Regions from separate parts of the Mus musculus genome. Here region 1 is linked to region 2. The links are chromatin loops, found by intact Hi-C in ENCODE. Cell type or tissue: heart. All regions are shown on one strand.

Region 1 (5,000 bases), 490 kb before region 2:
CATTTGCTCTAGAGGTCACTGACAAACCCTGGTGTGACTGTAGCAGTACACAGTGTCTGAGGGCACTTGGGACATAGGAGCATGCATGAGTTCTGTGGTTAAGAATCCAAATCGCCCAATATAGCAAACAAACTTCCAGAGCTAAGTATCAATGTTATACACTGAATCACTGTACCAGTTGGAGCAAAGGTAAATACACATAACAGATACATAGGAGATGCATCTGTAAAATCAGCTGTTATTAAAACATTTTCAGCCCTAGAAGAAATCTACTGGCAATGTGTTAATAGCAAAGGCAGCTAAAACAATAAAATGGCATTTCTTCCCAAATATTTAAGGACATTGAGTAAGGACCCCTTAGGCTGGGTTGTGGTTCTGGGAAATTTAAGCCTATGAGAACCATATTGGGAACATCAAAGACTCTTTCCCCTCCCCAAAGAGCAATTCACTTCAGAGGATGCCACATAGACAAATAATTTAATAGCCACCATGGGTTTTTTGTTTGTTTGTTTGTTTGTTTTTTGTTTTCTCTTTTTTTCCTTTAATATCTTAGAACATGCCACATACTTGACTTTAGAAAGGCGAGAAGGCACAGTAAGATGGAACATGTCTAGAACAACAACGAGCAGGGGCTTGACAGCAGAAGACAAGCCCACTCACCTGACATTTCACTTCTAAGGAGGGTGTGCATACCAAGAACAACACGTAAGGTCCCTACTGGCTATGACAGACCAGGCTGCAACCCCACCCCCACCCCATTCCATTCCTTTGACAACTTTCCGGAGCGTACTCAATCGGTCTCTTCTTATATTGAGGACAACACTATATTTGGGTTCAATATTGTGGAGACAATCATCAGTTTCCTTTGTCAAGACGATGAATTTCCCTGGAGCCATATAAGGAGTCTCACTGCATTCTTCTACTCAGTACCATGAGTACAGAAGAATAAAGAATAGGCTGTGACACATAAGGTTTTCCTGAAGTCAGATGGGGAGAGGCTCCTAACGTTTCAGAGCAGCCTCAAGGAAATGATCTCTAAAGGAAGAGTCCTCGCAAACTTTTTGTGGCTCATCTACTACAGATTTTCTATCTGGCTCAGCTAGCTGTGCACATGGCACAACTGCTCAGAACAGAAATGCATCAAAAGTTAGCAGAGGGAGAGAAACTTCAAATGAATAATTATTCCCACTTTCACTTCCCCCTCCCACCACCCTGAGCTCTTCCTCCCTGCCCCAGTCACTCACCTACCTTCCTCCTCCCACCAGCATGTTTGCTAGGCATGTCAAAGCTGACAGCCCTCTGTGGCAGCAGCACAAACCCTAGTCCTGCAGGCTGCTTCGAAGCAGAGCCTCAAGGCTCTGCCCTTGTCCAGAGTGCGCTCAGCTGTACACACTAAAACTCCTTACCACTCTGATTGTTTGGCAGGCTTTTTTAAATGTTTTTTTTTCTTTTAAAATACCCTTTATTTCCTGCCTGCCTCAGAGACACCAAGAATAGAATCCTTGATACATCAGAGTCTGGAAGCTCCCCCCCACTCACCAGGACTGTGGTTCCTGATCCAGGGAGTGACGGCTGAGAGTCACACAGTCTCTTGAGAGTGTCCAGGCCTGGCTGCTAAGCTCCCTGCTCTGATTAGTCTGTCGAGTTCACAGTGTTCCAGAGTGCTGAAGCACAGAAATTAGGGAGGGGAGGTGGAAGGAAAATCACTGGAGCCTCTTACGATCTAACTTCCACTAACTGAGAGGAAATGTCTTATAAATAAACAACAGCAAGAGAAACACACACCAAAAAAAAAAAAAAAAAAACAAAAAAAAAAAAACTATCCCATCCTGCCAGAGGAATGTACATTATTGTCTCCCGACGGAAAACTTTGCACCACACCAGAATGCAGCCATGTCTCCTGAAACTACCTCTCTTAAAACAGAAAGAAAAGAGACTCAAGAAGGGAGGTAGGGAAGCTTTTCTCATGTCCTTGAATTCTGTTGGGAAGTTCACGTGAGTTCCCAGGATACAGGCTACTCTAAGCAGTTTCACAGAGTCTGTGTTCCAGGGTTTCGTGCGGAGGCTGCTTATTAACAAAATTTCATTTCTGCCCAGATCATTGCTCTACCATCCGGACATTTTCAGAAGGGAAGTTCAGGGAGGGTGTGGGGTGGGGGTGGGGGTGGGGAGAGGGTGCAACTGTGGAGGAGAGGAAGAAAAGAGGACAAAGGGAAACTCCTGATGACCCAGAATGCCCTAGCCATAGCCAAGAGCCATGAGAAGCAAGCCCCCACCCAACACCGTCCCCTGCTTGTTGAGGACTTGACGATGGGGTTGTGTGTAATCTACTTACTCTTTCTGCTCGGGAGGCTGAGGTTCCTACATTTCCAGCTCATGCTGGACTGTACCGTAAGCAACAAGTGAAATGAGTTCGGTGAGCTCATTCTAGTCCTTCGACTCCTGTCCACATCACTAAGCGACTGCACAGCTTGGCACAGGCCAGGATGAGTCAGCAGTCTCTGGTCATGAGAGGCCAGGCCTGGAATAGCATTGGGGTGTGTGTGTGTGTTGGGGGTTGGGGGGGGGGGGAGGCAGGTCAGGAGCAAAATGAAGCAGAAAGCCAGCCTAGATGGCAGGACTCAACTGTGTAATATGCAGGATACTGCAGGTCACAATGAAAGAGCCTCATTAGCCCTGGGGTAAAGAATATAAAACTGCAGAAAGAACGGCCGTAAGAACAAAACAGACTCTGAAGGCTAAAGCATGCTGGTTATTATTACTACATGAGCACCTATTTATTCATGTGCTGTAAGTTCAAGTAAAAACAGGTAGTTCCATACTATATTGTTTTAGCATTCTGATATGTTTTCCAATTGCTAAGTAGCAAAACAAAAAAGCAAATATAGCCGTTATATAGAGAAGTAATATACTCTATAAAGTAGTTGTAAGAGTAACTGATACATCAAGGATGGATATTTGGGATGACTGCATCCTTTGTGTAGACACAAAATCATTAAGTCTACATCAAGTCTGACAGTAGAAAAGAGCTGAGAGGAAAGAGACACAGCAAGTTCAATGGTGCACACAGGGAGCACTGCATCGCGTCTAGTTCTACCCAATACGTATAGTATCCAGGACTCTGTTAGACAGTGACCGCCAGGATTCCGAAGCATCACTCCTGTGCTGTACACTATAATACAGCCAGAGGTAAGCCAAAAGAAAGGAGGGGTAAAATCTAAGTTAAAAAAAGAAATCAGTGATGGAGAGGCAAGCTGTGCTATAAATCAACTGATGAAAACTACCTAAAACAGACAGAAAGATACCAATGTAGGTAAGGCTCCTGAGCGGGAGACTGGGAACCCTCGACACGGAAGGGGAAAGTCCGGCTGTGGTTTGGAGCTGTGTAGCATGGGAAGCAGAATGAGCCTCCAGAGAAGAAAAACACTAGTGAACAACTTGAAGTTTGAAGGGGAGCCGCCAAGATCTAGAACACATTCTTAGCTTTTAGCTCTCAGAGGCACAAGGTTGTGTCTGTTAAGAAAACATGTATGACAGGCTATGTAGCTTCTGTCCCACAGCATGTCAGTAGAGTATCCTATCACATGTTCAATGAATTTCCTAGTCTGTTTCCTTCTCTTTGAAAGGGGGGTGACCGTATCATCCTAATTGGCGTTATAAAGGCTGAGTTGATGTTTATCTATTTTTGTCATGGTATGTCTGTCTGACGCCGAATACACCAGAAACTACTATTATCACTAGCATCACTTATCACCCTTATGTGCCCAGTCAGAGAAGCTCTGCCATTGGTGTCCCACCAGATTGAGTAGAACCAGAAGAAATACTACAGGAGATCAGTTGGATGTAGGGCTTACCATGCTGCTTTGAAGAGCTTGTTTTCATGTGGGATTTTCAGTGTTACAATGTGAATACGGGGGATGCTGATGATCTATTATGTGAAAACCTTGATTGGGGAATCCATGTTATCAAAGGAACTGGGAGCCTGACAGTGTCTAGTAACCAGAGGCCAAAAGAAAAAAAAAAATGAGGGAATTTTTAGAAGCTACTCCAAAAGCAACAGGATAAAAGTGCTATTGGCCTTGACCACATGATGAGGCTGTTTTACCAAAGGGGAAAACTTAGTCCAGTTGATTGTCCCAGCCTAATTGATTAATTGTGGGTCTGACCATCTGGCTGATGAATGCTGACACCCAGCAGTGATTACTGTGTAACACAAGTCCGGATGTGCTCTCCATGATGCCTCCCACATTAATGGTAACACTGACCCCCAGGTTAGTTTATTTAGGCCTCTTGGCTCAGTCTCTTCATGGAACAGTGGTTGTGGCAGGGAATATTTTACTAGACCTGGTCAAGCATATCTTCTTCTCCTGTTTCAGTGGCCGCTCCTTTCCAATTCCACCCCGATCCTCTCCTGAGCCCTCTCGCACATAATCGGTTTTCATGCAAAGCCCTCCATCTGCACTTTTCATCATGTGGCCGAGGCTCTCATCTCTGGTCGCTCTATTGTGAAGAAGGTTGTTGGACTGGCCTGCAAGGGGAGCCCATGGAGTCCTTTTCACTGTGTTATCTGGACTGGTTTACTATCACTTACTCATATGGTTACAAAACAGAAATTATTTCATCCAAATCTTGAAACTGAGCTAAAGTTCTACAATATTTCAATTCTGTATGAAGATTAAGAGAAGATAATTCTTACATCTTAAAGTTATTTGTCATTCTTAGATGTGTGCCATGGATAGGAACCATCCTTGTCCTGAAACTAACTTGAGATTTCAGGGAAGCATTTCTGAGTTAGAGAAACTGTATCAGGCTGAAGAAAATAGCAGGGTACAGTAAGCGTGCCACCTACAAACCACTCTACATCCGGACACAGCATGTACGCACAATTCCCTGGGCAAATCAGATTTGAACACATGCAAACTTTAGATATTACAAAAAGTTTATTTTCTTCTTCATTCTATTTGGTGGAGAGGTAGGGGACAGTAAGCCCACAGCAAATG
Region 2 (5,000 bases):
CGTCACTGTTCCATCCCAAGTATCCAGAACTGCTGGTGATGTTGCCATGACTATTTCAGAAAATAAAACTTCCCTTCCATATCTGAAATAATTTAAAATTCATTTATGTTGTAAATCATTTACAGGAATTTAGTTGTAGCTTTTATTGCTCTTTTAAATGGCCTAGTTATTCAGTCTAGGCTTTTATCTGGGAAGCTTAGTTTGTCTCAAAAGTCTTCTGAAAATCTGCAGAAATGACACAAAAACAACTCACTTGAAAAGGCTTTGCTCTTCTATCTTTTTCCTTTATCAATCAGTCAAAGTCATACAGGCAAACAGGAGTACGCTATATGTCCCAAAGCCTTGCCACCTAACTAGGTGTCAGAGTCAACACCATATCTAACCGATCTAAACACCCACCCCCAGCATTGCCCTCAAGTAAAAAACATACTCTTTGCCTCATTACCTAGTCAATAAACTCAGGATCTTGGTATAGTGAGAATCCCAAAATGCTGGCCTACCTAGGCAGACAAACAAAGACAGCTTCCAGAACATGGATAAAATTTAATCATTTTTAAGCTTTTTTTTCTAACCTAATAAACACTAGAAGGTCATCAGGAAAAGGCATTATTGCTCTGGAGCCTGGTGGGGGTATACCTGTCAACCTGCTCTTCATAGCTGAAATGCTTGTACTTCTGTCATCTAAGACCTGAATCAAAGCCCCAATGCCTGATTGCCTCACTCTCTGGGCAGCTCAGAGACTTCCAGAAAACTCCAATTTCTTCTCCTCACAGGTTTATTTCAGCACCGTTTGACCTCAGACACAAAGTTCTGCAAATGGAATTCAATGGAATTCAGAACCCCAATCTTAGGCTTTTACACTAGAGCAACTGAACAGAACCATCTGTGGTTCTTCAACAATTCTAAAACCAAGTTTCTTGGGAGGATTCAAGAGATGCTGGAGTACCACCATGTCCTACCTGCGTGGGCACTCTGACGATTTATTAGGAATTCTAACGAGCAAGGATCTGAGAGAATAAGCGAGTTGTTTGTTGGTTTGTTTCATCTACTTTCCCTAGAAGTCAAGTCAAACCTAACTGTAACGCAAAAATACAAAACGTAGTCAGATCCTGACATAGTCATTTGTGGAGAGGGTCAGAGGGTTGGGGTCTATTCCCACAATATAGAAAAATGTCCTTGAGACAAGAAGCTAAACCAGGAATCCCAGTAAATCCTGTGAGAGCGTTAACTAGCCATTGATTCCTTGAATTGAGAGCTCACACTATTTTTCCATAAACTAGTATTTGGATGTTCTAAGTTTTTCAATGGCAACAAGTTGCAGCAGTAACTTGGAACACTGTTCACTTGAAATCACTGTATACGCTGAAATTTTTTATAGCAGAAAATACCAAAGTGAGAAAAGTCCACTTTAGTAACATTCTGGTGTGTGTGTGTGTGTGTGTGTGTGTGTGTGTGTGTGTTTAAAAAATAGTAAATTTCACTGTCTAAAAAGGTAACATGTTCAACTTAAATCTGGGCCAATGATTCTGAGGACTATACCATCAGGTGCAGGCTTCCAAATGTTTTCCCATGCCATTCAGATTTCTGCTGGAGAACTGTCTTGCTTCTTCAGACCTGATTTGACCCGGTTCGGAGTAAGAGATCATCAGATTACCGAGCTAGGTAGCGTAGCTGTACGCCATATTGTGTTTTTCGCTAATGTTTATAGTCTGTGTGTGTGCCTAGCATATGCTTGTGCAAGTGTGTTTATCAATACAACTTTTACGAAATCCCTGCCTCCTGCCTCTTCTGCATCCTTAGGAAGGGGAGGGGCTGAAGGGGGACACTGAGAGCCCCCCACACAGGGAAAAGCATTAAAACAATTAGAGGACCACATTTGAATGAACTTCAAAACCATACTCCTGTATTTGGGGATGGGGTAGGTTTTGTTATTTTGTTTTGTTTTGTTTTATGTCTCAAGGTATGAGAGAGCGTTAACTTTTTTTTTTTTTTTTAATGTTTCGGAAGGGGCCCAAAGGCTAAAGAGAGGAGGACAGGGTTCAATCCTTGCCAAGCCCCCCTGTCTACGGGTGAGAGCAAGGCAGGCTGGGCTACGCGCCCAAGCCCGGGTTCTCCGAAGCCAGTTCTCTGCGCGGGAGGAAAGCGACTGGGAGGGCGGAGGGAGGGAGAGGAGAGGGGCGGGAGCCGGCGCCGCCAACAGCTCCGGAGCCCCGGCCGGTGCCCCTCAGCTCCTCTTCTGGGAAGCCGCGACTCCAGAAGCGGGGAGGAGAGACTAGACGCAGTGGCAACGACCGGACGCCCCGCCCGGGCCAGCGGCGGACCCTCCCCGCAGGGTCGCGCGAGGCCGCCGGGCGGGCGCGAGGAGGGGCGGCGGGAGGGCGCGCGGGGCGGGGCGGGGCAGAAGCCCCGGGCTGCGGCTCGGAACTCGCGCCACGGCCCCACCCCGCCCCCTCCTCGGCGGCCCGTCACCCCCGACTCCCCGCGACTCGTAGACGCCCGGCCGCGCTCCGCACGCACACACCCCTCCCTCCCGCCCGCCCCACAACAAATTAGAGTTTTTGGCGTTACCTCCTCGCGCTCTTTAATCTTCTTTCCTCAACTCCTAAACTTCCCCCCGCCCCTACTTCTTCGGCAGAAGGCCCACATTGGGCGCCCGAAGCCGCGAACCTCTACCTTGTCCTACTATTGGGCGGCTCGCATGCCACTCGCTGCTTCAGCTGACCAATAGCGTTTGGACAGCCCTCGTGAGGTTGCCGCCCATAAACAAAATGCACTCTTCCTCCTCCCCTCCGCGGCTCCTCCCCTAACTGCCCCTTCTCTCATCTCTGTCATCTTTGATTGGCCTAGGAGACACCCAATCCGCTATCTCAAGCATCAACTGGTGAGCGGAAACTTCACTCAGAGCAGTTTTAACAGTCTATTGGTCAATGTTCTCAACTCTTCCCGCCCACCAGCGCCCTGTGTAGAGAGGCCAGCTGTCTCTGGTTATTCAGTGATCCAAGAGCTGGGAAACTATTGGTCGACAGAGGCCGTCAGACCGGACTGTAGTGATCGGTGATTGGTCAGTATAGGCACGATCAAGTTTGGTTGTTTACTCCTCCACTTCCCCACCCTCCTTTTCATCCACGTCCCCGCCCCCTCCTGACTGCTTTTACTTTCTACGCATTTCTATTTCCTCCTTTATTTATTTATTTGTGATAAACTTAAATGACCCGAGGATAGAGGCGGGACTCCAAGAGGGGCTAGAGGATGACGGGCGGCGGCCCGGGGCCAATTGTCGCGGGGACTGCGGGGTGAGGGGCAGCGGCGGCGGCCAGTGAGAAGCAGGTGTCTGCCGCGCGCCGCCTATGGAGCCGGGATGCCCCAGCGGAGGCGGCGGTTACCCGCTGTCTGGCTCGCCCAGAGGGGGAGGGGAGGGAAGGGGTTCAGTGCAGGGAGGAGGGGTGTCGTGGTCACGGGCAGTGGATGTCCTAGCGAGCAGGATCCTGGCGGTGGGAGGGACCGCTGGGCGGGAGGCGACCTGAGGCCCAGGGAGACAGAGAGGCGGGAGCAGTTTTAGGACTCCCAGGGAATGTGTTTCTACAGAAAAATACCGTGTAAAACCGTCTGCAGAGAGCCGCCCTTAATATCAATGAGGATTTATTATCCTACCGGAAAAAGCAGATTATGTTTCTTATTACTAAACGCCTGAAGTACTGACGACCCAACTGAAGCCCACAAAATTCAATATCCTGGGAGCTAGAAGGAATAAAGCAACACGGAAAATTAAATGCAGTTCAGATGCTTCAATAAAACCTTCATCTTCATCCATTTGTCACTCAGCATAGTACTCCCCAGAGCCAAATTCTAACAAATACTGGTCAGGCAAGGGCGGGGTGGAGGAGGAAGGGGGTGAGGCCTGAGGCCAGCAGGAAGCCAAGGATAGATTCCTGAAAAGAATTCCTTAAAAGGACTAAGATGGAAAAAAGAATGGCTTTTCACTCTACAAAGAAAAAGAATTCCTGCCAAAATAAGAACTAATACTTTTTAAGGAGCTTAATTTGTCACGAAAGGGATTTGTCAGAAACACCAACCATACAAAGAAACTGTATTTGTAGTATTGGTTATTAATACAGAAAATAATCTTATAGATTATAGACTTGAAAAATAGATTCTGGTAGACTTGAAGTAAGTTTAAGCCTGGATTTCACGTAGGTTTCCTTGACACACACTAAATACTTTGAACACCAAATGTTTGCTTTGACTAAGTAGAAGTCTGGCAGACCATAAGCAAAACAAAATTAGCCCTGACTTAAAAAAAAAAAATAGCACAAGGCCTTGACTTCATTAGTACATTAGGGCCTTTCTGAAGATTATGGGTGTGGCTATCAGAATCTAGAAATTGCTTAAAATATAAGAGAACTGAAGGATGTTCAAAGTAAAAAGTGCTACCGAGTGTGGATTTAAATTTGTGTATAAACTCTAAGTAAAAGTTTTACAGGAAATAGTCTGTGCAGAACAATCAGCTTCACGTGAGAAAATTAAGTAAAATTTAACAAAAGTGGGCAACTACTTAACCCCATAACTTTAAGAAGAAATGACTACTTCAAATTCTTATCATTTCTCATAAATTTTTAAAGATACTTTGCAGTGTTTTGTAAATGTGAGGATTATGATGAGGAATCATAAGGGCAACTATGTAAAATATATAACAGTGACAAGGTGAGGCCTTGGGTGTTACTACCTGTATTTTTTACTGTCCAATTCTGCTGTTAAAAGGCGTTGAGCTCTAAGGAATATCTCAGTGTTCATGTTTACATTGCATGGCTACCCTGACTACTGTGGGTTTTTGTTTCTCCCAGACAGAGACACCCCAGACATGTATTAAGAATGCCCTAATTGTGGGGCATGAGATATTTGCTCCTTACCATTTAAGAGAACTGGAGAGTGCCTGTTGGTGAGCTGGTGCGGCAGTTCAGTGGGTGAAGGGGATGATGCCAGGCCTGGTGATCTGAGTTTGA

What was found. Peaks named below come from ENCODE experiments on the same cell type or tissue, not always from the same donor. Only the 100,000 strongest peaks of a DNase experiment are listed, where the experiment ranks them.
Region 1: it touches region 2 in a loop (4-fold over the local background); 2 of 42 quality-filtered maps call a loop at or near these places.

What each region holds. Positions count from the first base shown.
Region 1 is chr16:43,360,512-43,365,511 of GRCm38, reverse strand. The region is part of intron 4 of Zbtb20 (zinc finger and BTB domain containing 20); the gene reads right to left. It overlaps Gm9968 (predicted gene 9968), which reads left to right and starts at 1,846. Exons shown (of 2, transcript NR_167988.1): 1 at 1,846-1,949. In heart, no CTCF peak of the experiment used is centred here; DNase peaks (open chromatin) are centred at 1,591 and 2,481; H3K4me3 peaks cover 1,098 bases; H3K27ac peaks cover 2,872 bases.
Region 2 is chr16:42,873,493-42,878,492 of GRCm38, reverse strand. 4932412D23Rik (RIKEN cDNA 4932412D23 gene) reads left to right here and starts at 2,906. Exons shown (of 4, transcript NR_040521.1): 1 at 2,906-3,061. It also overlaps a transcript of Zbtb20 not described here. In heart, CTCF peaks have their summits at 2,062 and 3,368; DNase peaks (open chromatin) are centred at 2,342, 2,842, 3,012, 3,862 and 1 weaker place; H3K4me3 peaks cover 2,893 bases; H3K27ac peaks cover 3,513 bases.